Linked DNA regions of Homo sapiens: region 2 is linked to region 1. Evidence: chromatin loops called from intact Hi-C (ENCODE). Cell type or tissue: HCT116. All regions are shown on one strand. Links, peaks and the distances in the headings refer to the core of each region. The heading gives the core; the rest is flanking DNA.

What was found. A loop is a pair of places that touch in the nucleus more often than their neighbours do. Peaks named below come from ENCODE experiments on the same cell type or tissue, not always from the same donor. Only the 100,000 strongest peaks of a DNase experiment are listed, where the experiment ranks them.
Region 2: it touches region 1 in a loop (12-fold over the local background); 12 of 110 quality-filtered maps call a loop at or near these places.

Annotation. Positions count from the first base shown.
Region 1 is chr1:33,050,075-33,060,522 of GRCh38, forward strand. LOC124903969 (a long non-coding RNA gene) reads left to right here and starts at 6,430. Exons shown (of 2, transcript XR_007065697.1): 1 at 6,430-6,734; 2 at 8,488-8,832. RefSeq lists an enhancer at 5,054-5,348. In HCT116, for the core only: a CTCF peak has its summit at 5,226 (motif pointing left); DNase peaks (open chromatin) are centred at 5,237 and 5,738.
Region 2 is chr1:32,987,478-32,992,477 of GRCh38, forward strand. It overlaps the pseudogene LOC100419257. Among named protein-coding and RNA genes, the nearest start is that of RNF19B, 25 kb to the left of the region's middle. RefSeq lists enhancers at 1,712-1,971, 4,736-5,000. In HCT116, for the core only: no CTCF peak of the experiment used is centred there; a DNase peak (open chromatin) is centred at 1,984; H3K4me3 peaks cover 1,188 bases; H3K27ac peaks cover 2,974 bases.

The DNA.
Region 1 (10,448 bases), core at 2,675-7,674:
GACCTTGCCTCAAAAAGAAAAAAAAATTATAAATTAGGCACAGCAAGAGATTAATAACAATAACTAATAATAAAACAATTACAGCAATACACTATAATTATGTGAATGTAATCCCTTTATCTCTCTGAAAATATCTTATTGTGCTCTGCTCACCCTTCTTGTGATCTGTTGATCTGATAAATAGGACCGCTACTAAGCTACTAGCTGGTGGGTGGTGTATACAGCATGGATACGCTGGACAAAGGGATGATTCACATCCTGGGTGAGATGGCTCCAGATTTCATCATGCTGCTCATAAAAGCATGCAATTTACAACTTATGAATTGTTTATTTCTGGAATTTTCCCATGTAATATTTTTGGATCACATTTGTCCTTTGGTAAGTGAAAGTGCAGAAAGGGAAACTGGATAATAGGAAACTACTGTGGTTAGGAAACAGACTCAGCTACTATAGCAGAGACTCCAAAATAACAATGACTTAGACAAGATAGGTGCTTACTTCTTGCTTATGTCAAAACCCTGGCAGGCAAGGGGCAGTGGATATGGTGGCTCTACCATCAGGGAACCCTGGCTTTTTCTGTCTCCTTGGTTTGACATCAACATGCGGCTTCCTTCCTGTGGTCCAAAAGGGCAGCTCCAGCTCCTACCATCACTTCTGCATTTCAGCCAGCAGGAAGGAGTAATGGGGCAGTGGGGGATGCCCCCCTTCCCTCTAAAGGCATAACCTGGAATTGCACCTGTTACTTTCATTCTCATTGCACTGACCGGAACTTAGTTACAATGCCACGACTAGCAGCCGGGGTACTGGGAAACATAGCTTTTATTCTGGACAGACATATGCCTAGCCAACAGGTAGAGGCTCTATTACTAAAGGAAGAATAGGGAGAGCATTAACATTTAAAAAGACTAGCAGAGGAGGTCGCGGCGCCGGAGGCCCCAGAAGGCTCGAAGGCGCCGCGGGCTGGGGTCGGTGGCTTAGGGAGCCCGTCCGGCCATGGTGGCCGCGGGTGGTGGTTGGCGCGGCTGCGCTGCGGCCCGGGGCAGTGCGGAGCCGGGACAGTCGCGGCGCTGACGCCCGCGGGCCCCAGCTGCAGATATGAAGCGGAGCCGCTGCCGTGACCGACCGCAGCCGCCGCCGCCCGACCGCCGGGAGGATGGAGTTCAGCGGGCAGCGGAGCTGTCTCAGTCTTTGCCGCCGCGCCGGCGAGCGCCGCCCGGGAGGCAGCGGCTGGAGGAGCGGACGGGCCCCGCGGGGCCCGAGGGCAAGGAGCAGCCGCCTGCCTTGGCCTCCCAAAGTGCCGAGATTGCAGCCTCTGCCCGGCCGCCACCCCGTCTGGGAAGTGAGGAGTGTCTCTGCCTGGCCGCCCATCGTCTGGGATGTGAGGAGCCCCTCTGCCTGGCTGCCCAGTCTGGAAAGTGAGGAGCGTCTCCGCCCGGCCGCCATCCCATCTAGGAAGTGAGGAGCGCCTCTTCCCAGCCGCCATCACATCTAGGAAGTGAGGAGCGTCTCTGCCCGGCCGCCCATCGTCTGAGATGTGGGGAGCGCCTCTGCCCCGCCGCCCCATCTGGGATGTGAGGAGCGCCTCTGCCCGGCCGAGACCCCGTCTGGGAGGTGAGGAGCGTCTCTGCCCGGCCGCCCCGTCTGAGAAGTGAGGAGACCCTCTGCCTGGCAACCACCCCGTCTGAGAAGTGAGGAGCCCCTCCGCCCGGCAGCTGCCCCGTCTGAGAAGTGAGGAGCCTCTCCGCCCGGCAGCCACCCCATCTGGGAAGTGAGGAGCGTCTCCGCCCGGCAGCCACCCCGTCCGGGAGGGAGGTGGGGGGGGTCAGCCCCCCGCCCGGCCAGCTGCCCCATCCGGGAGGGAGGTGGGGGGTCAGCCCCCCCGCCCGGCCAGCCGTGCCATCCGGGAGGGAGGTGGAGGGGTCAGCCCCCCGCCTGGCCAGCCGTGCCGTCCGGGAGGGAGGTGGGGGGTCAGCCCCCCGCCCGGCCAGCCGCCCCGTCCGGGAGGTGAGGGGCGCCTCTGCCCGGCCGCCCCTACTGGGAAGTGAGGAGCCCCTCAGCCCGGCCAGCCACCCCGTCCGGGAGGGAGATGGGGGGGTCAGCCCCCCCACCCGGCCAGCCGCCCCGTCCGGGAGGGAGGTAGGGGGGTCAGCCCCCCGCCTGGCCAGCCGCCCCGTCCGGGAGGGAGGTGGGGGGGTCAGCCCTCCGCCCGGCCAGCCGCCCCGTCTGGGAGGTGAGGGGCGCCTCTGCCCAGCCGCCCCTACTGGGAAGTGAGGAGCCCCTCTGCCCGGCCAGCCGCCCCGTCCGGGAGGGAGGTGGGGGGGTCAGCCCCCCGCCCAGCCAGCCGCCCTGTCCGGGAGGGAGGTGGGGGGGTCGGCCCCCCGCCCGGCCAGCCGCCCCGTCCGGGAGGGAGGTGGGGGGGTCGGCCCCCCGCCCGGCCAGCCGCCCCGTCCGGGAGGTGAGGGGCGCCTCTGCCCGGCCGCCCCTACTGGGAGTGAGGAGCCCCTCTGCCCGGCCAGCCGCCCCGTCCGGGAGGGAGGTGGGGGGGTCAGCCCCCCGCCCGGCCAGCCGCCCCGTCCGGGAGGGAGGTGGGGGGGGTCAGCCCCCCCGCCCAGCCAGCCGCCCTGTCCGGGAGGTGAGGGGCGCCTCTGCCCGGCCGCCCCTACTGGGAAGTGAGGAGCCCCTCTGCCCGGCCAGCCGCCCCGTCCGGGAGGGAGGTGGGGGGGTCGGCCCCCCGCCCGGCCAGCCGCCCCGTCCGGGAGGGAGGTGGGGGGGGGTCGGCCCCCCTGTCTGGCCAGCCGCCCCGTCCGGGAGGTGAGGGGCGCCTCTGCCCGGCCGCCCCTACTGGAAAGTGAGGAGCCCCTCTGCCCGGCCACCACCCCGTCTGGGAGGTGTGCCCAACAGCTCATTGAGAACGGGCCAGGATGACAATGGCGGCTTTGTGGAATAGAAAGGCGGGAAAGGTGGGGAAAAGATTGAGAAATCCGATGGTTGCCGTGTCTGTGTAGAAAGAAGTAGACATGGGAGACTTTTCATTTTGTTCTGCACTAAGAAAAATTCCTCTGCCTTGGGATCCTGTTGATCTGTGACCTTACCCCCAACCCTGTGCTCTCTGAAACATGTGCTGTGTCCACTCAGGGTTAAATGGATTAAGGGCGGTGCAAGATGTGCTTTGTTAAACAGATGCTTGAAGGCAGCATGCTCGTTAAGAGTCATCACCAATCCCTAATCTCAAGTAATCAGGGACACAAACACTGCGGAAGGCCGCAGGGTCCTCTGCCTAGGAAAACCAGAGACCTTTGTTCACTTGTTTATCTGCTGACCTTCCCTCCACTATTGTCCCATGACCCTGCCAAATCCCCCTCTGTGAGAAACACCCAAGAATTATCAATAAAAAAATAAATTAAAAAAAAAAAAAAAAAAAGAATAGATGCTGGGGAACAATTAGCTGTGTGCAACAGAGTTTACCTTTTGGAAAGATCTCTTGGGGGAAGGGTGGAGAAAGGGCTGGATGGTAACAGATCACAGCCAAAGAAATAACCTGAACCAAGGCAGAGACATCCGGGATGGAGAGAAGTGGCAGAAGGCTTATGAGATATGGAAGTTGAATGGACAGGATGTGTGACTAATTGGCTATACTTCTAATTAACTGTACTTATCATAGCCTGTATTTATGCGATTAACTATTTAATATCTACGTTTCAGGACGGGCTCACACCTGTAATCCCAGCACTTTGGGAGGCTGAGGCGGGCAGATCACGAGGTCAGGAGATAGAGACCATCCTGGCCAACATGGTGAAACCCCGTTTCCACTAAAAATACAAAAATTAGCTGGGTTGGTGGTGTGTGCCTGTAATCCCAACTATTCGGGAGGCTGAGCCCCAAGAATCACTTGAACCCAGGAGGCGGAGGTTGCTGTGAGCCAAGATAATGCTACTGTACTCCAGCCTGGCGATAGAGCGAGACTCCATCTCAAAACAAACAAACAAACAAAAAAAACAAAAAAAGGCTAGGCGCAGCGGCTCACGCCTGTAATCCCAACATTTCGGGAGGCTGAGATGGGCGGATCACAAGGTCAGGAGTTTGAAATCAGCCTGGCCAACACAGTGAAACCTCATTTCTACTAAAAAAATACAAAAATATTAGCTGGACATGGTGGCGGGTGCCTTTCATCCCAGCTACTTGGGAGACTGAGGCAAGGTGAATTGCTTGAACCTGGGAGGTGGAGGATGCAGTGAGCCAAGATTGCGCCACTGCGCTCCAGCCCAAGCAACAGTGCAAGACTCTGTCTCAGAAAAAAAAAAATCTCCCTCTCCAGGAGGATTATAAGCTCCATGAAGACAGAGATTGAGTCTGTTTTGCTTATCACAGCATCCCAGGGCCAGTGCCAAATACAGTGCCTGGCATACAATAAGTGCTTATGTGTGAGCGAATGAATGAGATAAAAGAGGAGCAGCCAAGGACAATAACAACAATAACTCTGGGGACAAGTTTGATTGAGAAAAATCAAAATCTTAAAGTAAACGTCAAACAAAAAAAAATTTTTTTTTTTTGAGACAGGGTCTTACCCTATTGACCAGGCTAGAGGGCAGTGGCACGATCACAGCTCACTTCAGCCTCGACCTCTCCAAGTAGCTGGGACTATACTACAGGTGGGTGCCACCACCTCTAGCTGATTTTTGTATTTTTCTTTTTCTTTTTTTTTGAGACGGAGTCTTGCTCTGTCACCAGGCTGGAGTGCAGTGGTGGGATCTCGGCTCACTGCAACCTCCGCCTCCTGGTTTCAAGCGATTCTCCTGCCTCAGCCTCCTGAGTAGCTGGATTACAGGTGCATGCCACCACACCCAGCTAATTTTTGTATTTTTAGTAGAGATGGGGTTTTGCCATGTTGGCCAGGCTGGTCTTGAACTCCTGACCTCAGGTAATCCACCCACCTCAGCCTCCCAAAGTGTTGGGATTACAGGCATAAACCACAGCACCTGGCCTAACAGTTATTTTTAAAAATAATTTCTACCAACTGTAATCTGTCATCCCCTTTCCTGACGGACATTTGGCCCCCTTGATGACATCTCCAGCTGGTTCCAAAACTTTTCAGTCGTTTTTAGTTATTAATGCAGTCTCTTGTTTCAGCCATTAACTTGGTCTTTCCATTTTCGAAGGTCAGTCTCCTTTGGGACTCACAGTCCAGCAGGCAGGCCTATGGCATGGAGGGGAGATGGGTCTGCTCTCTCTTGTCTGCCCTCTGGTGGGGAGAAACAAGAAGGAAAAAAAGGACTTGTTTCCTTAGATGTCCCCTGCTGGCCCTTGGCTGACCTCTTCTTCGCTTCTCGCGAGGTGTCTGTGTTCCTGTCCTCTCAGACATCACAGCTGCTCAGCTCCTTATCTGTAGACACGGGGTGATGGAGTAGCACGCTGCAAAAGGGCTTGGTGCCTAGTTGCTCTCCTCTGCTGGTGGCCTCTGGCTCACCCTTCACAGTGCACCTCTTTGCCCCCCGCAGGCCTGCTGCCCCATCACATCTACCCTCTGCAGCCCCAGCCTGGGGCCTGTGGACACAGGCCTGTCTCAGAAAAAATCTCAGAATCCATCTTTCTGCCACTCCTTGCCACCTGATCACATCCTTGGCCTTCCCTCTCCATGCCCTTTCCCCTATTTCGTAGCACCAGGACAGGTTGGCAAGTGTAGTTGCTCAGCAAACATCATCAGGGAAGGAGAAGTCAGATGCCCTCTGGTGGCACCGCACACCTGATGAATGATTCTTTTGGCTCTGTTCCAGTTAGCTACTGTCCTAGTTAGCTCTGTTCCAGTTAGCTTGTGTAACTAACGGATCAGCCTCAACTTCGAGGTATAACACAATCACCATTTCATCATGGTCATGGAATCTGTGGGTCAGGAGTTTCACAAGGCACAGTGGGGATGACTGGTCTCTGCTTACGGTAGGTGGCCTCCAAGATGGCTCTCAAAGTCCCCTCCCCCCTGGTATTCACCCCCTTGTGTAGTCCCCTGCCACACCATATCAGTTGGTCTGTGTGACCAATAGAACATAGCAGAAGTGATAGTATGTCGCTTTTGAAGCTAGGTTGTGGAAGATAGTGTGAGGCTGGGCGCGGTATCTTACACTTATAATCCCAGCACTTGGGGAGGCCAAGGTAGAAGGATCGCTTCTACTTGATTGAGAAAAGCCAGGAGTTTGAGACCAGTCTGGGCAACATAGGGAGACCCTGTATCTACAAAAAAATTTTTAAAAATTAGCCGGTGCAGAACGAGACTCCGTCTCAAAAAAAAAAAAAAATTAGCCGGTGCAATGACTCACACCTGTAGTCGCAGCTAGTTGGGAGGCTGAGGCAGGAGGATTGCTTGAACACAGGAGGTAGAGGCTGTAGTGATCTGTGATTGTGCCACTCTGCACTCTAGCCTGGGTGACAGTGCAAGACTCTGTCTCAGAAAAAAAAAAAAAAGAAGATATTGTGGCTTCTGCCTCTCTGTCTCTTGGATCACTCCCTTGGGGAAGCCAGGTGCCGTGTTGTGAGGCCAGCTGCCTCTATGGAGAGGCCCACCTGGAGAGGAACTGAGGCTTCCTGCCAATGGCCACATGAATGAGCTTGGAAATGGATCCTCTGGCCCCAGAGAAAGTAGATGACTGCAGCCCTGCCGACAGCTTAACTGCAATTTCATGAGAGACCTCGAATCAGAATCACCCAGATATGCTACTCTTGGATTCCTGACTATCAGAAACTGTGTGAGATGATAAATATTTATTGTTTTAAGCTGTTACATTCTGGGGGTAACTTGCCATGCAACAGTGCATAACTAATACACTGCGCCATGATGTCTGGGACCTTAGCTGGGAAGACTCAAATGGCTGGGGGCTGGAATCACCTGGAGGTTGCTTCACTCACATGACCAGTGCCTGAGCTGGGACTGTCACCTGGAGAACCTAAACGTGGCCTCCCCATGTGGCTTGGCTTCTCACAGCATAGCACCTGGGTACCAAAAATGAGTGCCTGTAAACTGAGCTTTCTAAGAGACCAAGGAAGAAGTTACAAGGTTTCTTTTGGCCTAGCCTGAGAAATGGTGCATTGTAACTTCTGCTGCATTCTCTGGGTTAGTAGCAGTCACCAAGGCCAGGAGGAGAATTTGACTGGTCCCCTTGACAAAGTAAAAAGGTCATATTGCAAAACCTGTCTTGGGGGAATTGCCTGCCCTACCCTGAGGGAGACAGGGACAGATGGCTTCGTTTCACAAGCCCTGCATAGCTCCTGCATAGAACAGCACTACATAGTGCTAGTTCTGCTGAAATAGCACTTCCTATCAACCCTTCAGGGGAGCTTCTGAGCTTGGAAGGTGGAGCATTTCTCAGCTTTTGTTCTCATTTGTGGACTCTGGCGCTAATTCTTTTTTTTTTTTTTTTTTTTTTTTTTTGAGACGGAGTCTTGCTGTGTCGCCCAGCCTGGAGTGCAGTGGTGCGATCTCGGCTCACTGCAAGCTCCGCCTCCCGGGTTCACGCCATTCTCCTGCCTCAGCCTCCCGAGTAGCTAGGACTACAGGTGCCTGCCACCAGGCCCGGCTAATTTTTTAAAAATATTTTTAGTAGAGACAGGGTTTCACCGTGTTAGCCAGGATGGTCTCGATCTCCTGACCTCGTGATCCGCCCGCCTCGGCCTCCCAAAGTGCTGGGATTACAGGCGTGAGCCACTGTGCCCGGCCTTTTTTTTTTTTTGAGATGGAGTCTTGCTCTGTCATCCAGGCTGGAGTGCAGTGGTGGTGTGATCTTGGCTCACTGCAGCCCCCACCTCCCGGGTTCTAGCGATTCTCCTGCCTCAGTCTCCCAGGTAGCTGGGATTGCAGGCATGCACCACCATGCCCAGATAATTTTTGTATTTTTAGTAGAGACAGGGCTTTGCCATGTTGGTCAGAGTGGTCTTGAACTCCTGACCTCAGGTGATCCGCCCGCCTTGGCCTCCCAAAGTGCTGGGATTACAGGTATGAGCCACCGCGCCTGGCCCTCTGGTGCTAATTCTACCTTTCTGGAAAAACACGGAAGGTCTCACAGGCTCCTCCCACCACCAAGTCACCCCATCCTTTCTCTGCCATCCACAGCACTTAGCCCTCTACTTCCGTCAGGTAAGTAGCCCTTTACCTACCCTGCTAGCTGGAATTATGGCCCTGTTTTACAGAGGAGGAAGTAATCTGGCCAAGGCCACACAACCAGAGGGTGGTAAAGCAGGAACTCAGTGCCAGCTCTGACCCCTAAGTCTATGCTTTAGGGCTTCTGGGATTCCAGAAAGCCTGCAGGTGTTGGAGCCTCAACCCTCATATCCTCATGGCCCTGCTGAGGGTGGGGCCAGTGTGAGCAGCATGAGAGGGTGGGGCTGGAGGGGGCAGGGGCTTCAAACTCTGCCAGACGGTTGGGTCTAGTTGTCAGGTGCACCCTCTGGGTGAAAGGGGAAGAGAAACAAGTGAGAGAAAATCGATTTTTACTTTCTTTTCAGGCCCGTCCCCAGTTGGTGAGTTTTCCAGTGGCCGGAAGACCGAGCCCTAGAGTAACAGCTGTGGACTCACTGCCCACTCTGTGTTTATTGGGCTGGAACCCCCTCTCTGTCCTGGAACTTCTGGTTGGAGAGCCCTCTGAGCTCATGGGGCCTGTGAATGGTGGGTCTTGGAGTGATTTCCAGCCCCAGTGATCAGGTGTCCTGTCAGTGCCCCTCAACTCCCTGCAGTCCCCTACTTCCCATCAAGCCAACTCCCAAATTCCAGGATGTGACAGTTCCCAGGTCTACTGCCTTCCAGGCACTGAGCTCATGTTGGGGACCCAGAAATAAATGAGATACATACAACCTCTGTCCTTGAGTTGGTCACAGTCTAGTAGGTCACAGTCTAGTAGAAGTAGAAATGAAGAGTTAACTGCCAGATGTCATGTTACAGGGCACATTTAATAAGGGTGAGAACCACACAAAGGTGGGAGTGCCTAACTTAACAATCAAAAGAAATGAACCATTGATACACAACAACATAGATGAATCTCAAATCATTATGCAGAACAAAAGAAGCTGGACACAAAAGAGTACATACTCTATGATTCCAATGTTATCACATTCTAGACCAGGCAAAACTGTGGATTATATAGAGATGGAAATAAGGTCAGTAGTTACTTGGAGTGAGGGGGAATTGACTGGGAAGGGGATGAGAGAATGTTCTGACATAATGAAAATGTTCAAAACCTTGATAGGAATATGGGTTATATTAGAATATTTGATTGTTGGGCTGGGCGTGGTGGCTCACGCCTGTAATTCCAGCACTTTGGGAGGCTGAGGTGGGCGGATCACGAGGTCAAGAGTTCGAAACCAGCCTGGCCAACATGGTGAAACCCTGTCTCTACTAAGAATACAAAATTTAGCCGGATGCGGTGGTGCACTCCTGTAATCCCAGCTACTCAGGAGGCTGAGGCAGGAAAATTGCTTGAACCCGGGAAGGGGAGGTTATAGTGAACCAAGATCAAGCCACTGCACTCCAGCCTGGCGACAGAGCAAGCAAGACTTCATCTCGAAAAAAAAACATATTCCGTTGTTAAAACTGATAAAACTGTACGCCTAAGATCTGTGAATTTCATCATATGTGAATTATGTCCATGGCAGGTGGCATTCAAAAGATTCCCCAGGCAGGCATGGTGGTTCACACCTGTAATCCCAGCACTTTGGGAGGCCAAGGTGCGCGGATCACTTGAGGTCGGGAGTTTAAGACCAGCCTGGCCAACATGGTGAAACCCTATCTCTACCAAAAATACAAAAAAGTTAGCTGGGCATGATGGTGTGCGCCTGTAGTCCCAGCTACTCAGGAGGCTGAGGCAGGAGAATCGCTTGAACCTGGAAGGTTGCAGTGAGCCGAGATCACACCAGTGCACTCTAGGCTGGGTGACAAAGCGAGACTCTGTCTCAAAACAAAGAAACAAAAAACCTCAAAGAGCCCCCAAAGACTCCTGCCTACTGGTGTGCATGCCCTTGTATTATCCCCTCCCACGCTGTATCAGGTTGGTCTATTTGGCAGAAGTAATGGGGTGTCACTTCTGAGATTAGTTATAAAAGACACTGCAGGGCGGGCGTGGTGGCTCACACCTGTAATCCCAGCACTTTGGGAGTCTGAGGCGTGTGGATCACCTGAGGTCAGGAGTTCAAGACTAGCCTGGCCAACATGGCAAAACCCCATCTCTACTAAACATACAAAAAAATTAGCCAGGTATGGTGGTAGGTGCCTGTAATCCCAGCTACTCGGGAGGCTGAGGCAGGAGAATCGCTTGAACCTGGGAGGTGGAGGTTGCCATAAGCTGAGATCGCACCATTGCACTCTAACCTGGGAGACAAGAGTGAAACTCCATTTCAAAAAAAAAAAAGACACTGCAGTTCTGTCTTGGTCTCAATCTCCCTTTCCCTCAGGTCACTTATTCTGGAGAACCCAT
Region 2 (5,000 bases), core at 1-5,000, 65 kb before region 1:
CACCATCTCTTGCAAGGTGACAGGCTGCTGTGGCTCTGTGCTGGTGTGCCTTATCCCTGCCCCACTGAGGCAATGGCATCACCTTGGCCCCTGTGCCCAAGATGCTGCTGATGGCTAGTACAGACCAGTGCTACACCTCAGCCAGGTGTATTGCGTCATAACAGAAAGAAAAAGTACTACCCCAGCAGAGAGCCCACAACCTAAGTACCCTGGAGCTGTAAGAGCTGAGAAATCAGCTGGACACGGTGGCTCACGCCTGTAATCCCAGCACTTTGGGAGGCCGAGGTGGGTGGATCACAAGGTCAGGAGTTTGAGACCAGCCTGGCCAACATAGTGAAACCCCGTCTCTACTAAAAATACAACAAATTAGCCGGGTGTGGTGGCACGCGCCTGTAGTCCCAGTTATCCGGGAGGCTGAGGCAGGAGAATCACTTGAACCCAGGAGGTGGAGGTTGCAGTGAGCCAAGATGGCGCCACTGCACTCCAGCCTGGGCAACAGAGACTCCATCTAAAAAAAAAAAAAAAAAAAAAAAGCTGATAAATCATGGGCATAGCATAACCCAAAGCTGCACTGCCACCTGGGCAACTTCGCCAAGGCCACCTTTGGTGCCATCTCCAAGAATTATAGCTATCTGACCCTCAACCTCTGGAGAGAGACCATATTCATCAAGTTTCCCTATCAGGAGTTCACTGACCATCTCATCAAGACCCAGACCAGAGTCTCTGTGCGGAGGACCCAGGCTCCAGCTATGTATACAATATAGAGTTTTGTTTTGTTTTTGTTTTTTGAGACAGGGTTGCCCAGGCTGGAGTGCAGTGGCATGGCCACAGCTCACTGCAGCCTTAACCTCCAGGGCTCAAGCAATCCTCCTGCCTTAGCCACTCCCTAACCCAGTAGCTGGGACTACAGGCATGCACCACCACCCCCAGCTAATTTTTTGTGTGTGTTTTTTGTAGAGACAGGGTTTTGCCATGTTGCCCAGGCTGGTCTGGGACTCGGGCTCAAGTGATCCGTATGCCTCGGCCTCCCAAAGTGCTAAGATTACAGGTGTGAGCCACTGCCCCGGTCAACGGAGTTTTTACACAAGAAAAAATAAAATGAATTAAGCCTGTTAAAAAAAAAAGATCTGGATTCAAAGATCTTGGTTCTGCCACTTACTAGTTATAAATAGTAATTTTAACTCTGAGAAGCCTCAGATGATGTTTTTGTTTGGTTTTGCTTTTTTAACTTGGAAAATGGGGATAACAGAACCTCCATTATAAGGTGGCAGTGACAAATAAATAAGATCATGCATATCAAAGTGTGGTCTCCAGACCAGCTGCATTAACATCACCTGTGAAGTAGCCCCACTTCTGACATACTGAATCAGAAACCCTGGGCATGGGGCCCAGCAATCTGTGTTACAACACACCCTCCAGGAATTCTGGTGTAGTTCAAGTTTGAAAACCACTGATATATATGTAATAAGCCTAGTACCCAATTGGCTTACTATTGACAGTTCTAGTATACTCCCTCTGAGATGTTGAGTTAGGTAGGTATCTTTTCCCCCTCATGTCCTACAAACACTGTATGTCTTAATATCTGGGTTGTCTGCTAATGCAATCTATCACCCACACAGCTGCCCTTTAATATAAGGTACTCTTCCCATCTTTCCTTGCATACTTGCAGTAATAGGTAGCTCACTATTTGGCTGGGTAGGGTAAACCGCCTGGTCAAGCCTGTTCATACAGGCATGCCAACTGCATATGCACTGTAAAGACCTTCCCCTAAAGGCCTCTTCTCCAAGGTCCCTCAGCTGTGCTTAGGTCTCTCTTTAGCTTCAGGGTAGCTCTCCTGTATGTCTGAGCCTCAGATAAGCTTGATCAGCCCTGAGGAGCAGGGGAGGTTTCCTTCTCAAATCTGGGACCATGTTTCTACTTGCTTGCCTGGTGTTTTGGCAGCCACTTCACCCTGCTGACTCACTCTGGTCTGAGGTCACGCAAAACCTCCAAGCCTTTTTCTCAGGAACTACAGGAACTTGCGTCGGCTGGGTCACTCCAGTCCTTGATGTGTGCAATTCATTTCTTAAAAATAACATTACTTTCAAATTATGAAAGACGTGCTTGATATAGTAAGTTAGGAAAACACAAAGGGAAAAAAACCTCACTGGTAATGGTCATCCTAAAATTGACATCTGATTTTCAAAAAAAGGATCCTATATTCTTGTATTCAAGAAAAAAAAAAAACCCACTTAAGCAATTTCCATTTCTGGGGTAAAGAAAAGAATCAGAGAAAATGAAACTAATGTACTGCAGGAATAATTGTGAATTCCAGCATATATGAACATCTCTTGTCTCATAATTCAAATGTACATCAATGCATAACAATGTAAACTCATCCCCCCCGAGACTACCATTGCTATTCTTTTGGATATAGCCTCCAGTCCTTTGCAGTTACCATCCTGTATTTTTTAACTTAACTCTAGGTCTAAATTTAGCACTGAATTTGGAGATAGACAAACCTGGTTCAAATTCTGGCTTTTGTACTTATGAGTTATACCACTTTGGAAATTCATTTAACCTCCTGAAGCCTCAATTTCCTCATCTGTAAAAGGGGGCTGATAATATCTGCTTTCCAGGTTTGTTGTAAAGATGGAAATTGAGGGCCAGGTGAGGTGGCTCACGCCTGTAATCCCAGCACTTTGGGAGGCTGAGGTGAGCAGATCAGCTGAGGTCAGGAGTTCGAGACCAGCCTGGCCAACATGGTGAAACCCCATCTCTACTAAAAATACAAAAATTAGCTGGGAGTGGTGGCGCATGCCTGTAATCCCAGCTACTCGGGAGGCTGAGGCAGGAGAATCACTTGAACTTGGGAGGCAGAGGATGCATTGAGTGGAGGTCGTGCCACTGCACTCTAGCCTGGGTGACAGAGTGAGAGTTCATCTCAAAAAAAAAAAAAAAAAAAAGGCCAGGCGTGGTGGCTCACGTCTGTAATCCCAGCACTCTGGGAGGCCAAGGTGGGCAGATCATGAGGTCAGGAGATTGAGACCATCCTGGCTAACACAGTGAAACCCCATCTCTATTAAAAATACAAAAAAATTAGCCGGGCGTGGTGGTGGGCGCCTATAGTCCCAGCTACTCGGGAGGCTGAGGCAGGAGAACGGCGTGAACCTGGGAGGCGGAGCTTGCAATGAGCGGAGATTGTGCCACTGCATTCCAGCCTGGACAACAGAGTGAGATTCCGTCTCAAAAAAAAAAAAAAAAAAAAGAAATTAATGAGAATAAAGCTTCTGGCACACAGTAAATGCCTTCGGAGTTTGTATTGGGCTTGTTACCGTTAACTCTTCATCTGGCCAACTACTGCTCCCTTCTTCCTCCAAGGCAGATGCTGTCCCCCTTTGTATCTTTCCCCACCTTGCTGCTCTCACACATCACATTCCCTCTCTGTCTTGCTGCTGTCCCATGTCTATCTTTGTGTTATAGCATCAGACACGACACAGTGCCCCTCTACCCTATAAGCTCCTCCAGGGCAGGGCCATGTCCACTTTATTCTTTTCTGTGTCCCCAGGGTCCAGCAGAAGGCATGACCCAGTGTGGCTGTCAGGTTAGAAGGGGTTGGATAAGAATTTGTGATGGAGGCCGGGTGTTGTGACTCATGCCTGTAATCCCAGCACTTTAGGAGGCTGAAGTGGGTGGATCACCTGAGGTCAGGTATTTGAGACCAGCCTGGCCAACATAGCGAAACCCTGTCTCTACTAAAAATACAAAAAAAAAAAAAAATTAATTAGCTGGGCATGGTGGTGCGTGTCAGTAATCCCAGCTACTCGGGAGGCTGAGGCAGGAGAATTGCTTGAACCCAGGAGGTGGAGGCTGCAGTGAGCCGAGATCATGCCACTGCACTCCAGCCTGGGCAACAGAGTGAGACTGCATCTCAAAAAACAAACAAACAAAAATAACATGTTGATGGAATGAATAAACTTAGAAGAGATTGAATGCATGAATGGACGAATGCATGAATGAGTCAGTAATAGCAGGTATCCACCAGCGGAATCCTCTTTCCCCTAGGGATAGAATCCTCCACCTCCCAGACTCCATCTCAAAAAACAAACAAAAAGAATGTGTTGATGGAATGAACAAACTTAGAAGAGACTGAATGCATGAATGAGTCAGTAGTAGCAGGTGTCATCCACCAGCAGAATCCTCTTTCTCCTAGGGAGAGAATCCTCCACCTCCCAAGGTGGGCCCTGCCACGTATGGGAGCAGGGCTCCTGCCTGGCACAGGCTGGGATGAGAGGCTCTGCCCCTCATAGCGAGAGTGTCGCTAGGGGCAGAGCCATCACGGGTCAGGGGTAAAGGGAGGGGGACACGGTGGGGCTGGAGTGGTGGGAGATTTGTAGCCCAGGTAGGGGGGTGCCCTTGCCTAACTTGGTGGGGCTAGAACCCGAGTACTGATGCAACCAAGCTGGTTTCCTACTGCAGCTGCACTCTGGCTCCCACAGTTTCTGTCACCCCATCACTGATGACTGAGGCGTGACCTACAGGAGGGCCTGGCCTACATAGCAGAGAAACAGAGGCCTTAGGGATAAGGGGCGGCAGCCTGGCTGGCTGGCCAATGAATCCAGGTCCAAGCTTAGCGGGTACTTCCTGCCGCCGGGTCCAGCGCCAGCCAGTTCACCTGCTGTGCAACCCTAGCTAAGACATGTCTCCTCCCCCCTGCCTCAGTTTCACCATCCTGGGGGACTCTTCCTGCTTTGGCATCATTAGAAGTCCTACCTCTCTCCCAGGCAATCTTCAAAAAATTTTCTGATAGCAGAACAAAAACCAAAACCTGATACTCGATACCTCTTTTGAGTCCACTAAGCAGCCCCTTAAGAGAAGCAGAGAGCTCAGAGTCAGGCTGAAAAGCTGTGTTACCCTAAGTTACTTCCCTCTCTTCAGTTTCCTTTCCTGTAAAATGGCCATTGATAATGACTATTTCCATCCCCACAGGATAGCTGTGAGGATTAAGTGAGCTGTTGGGT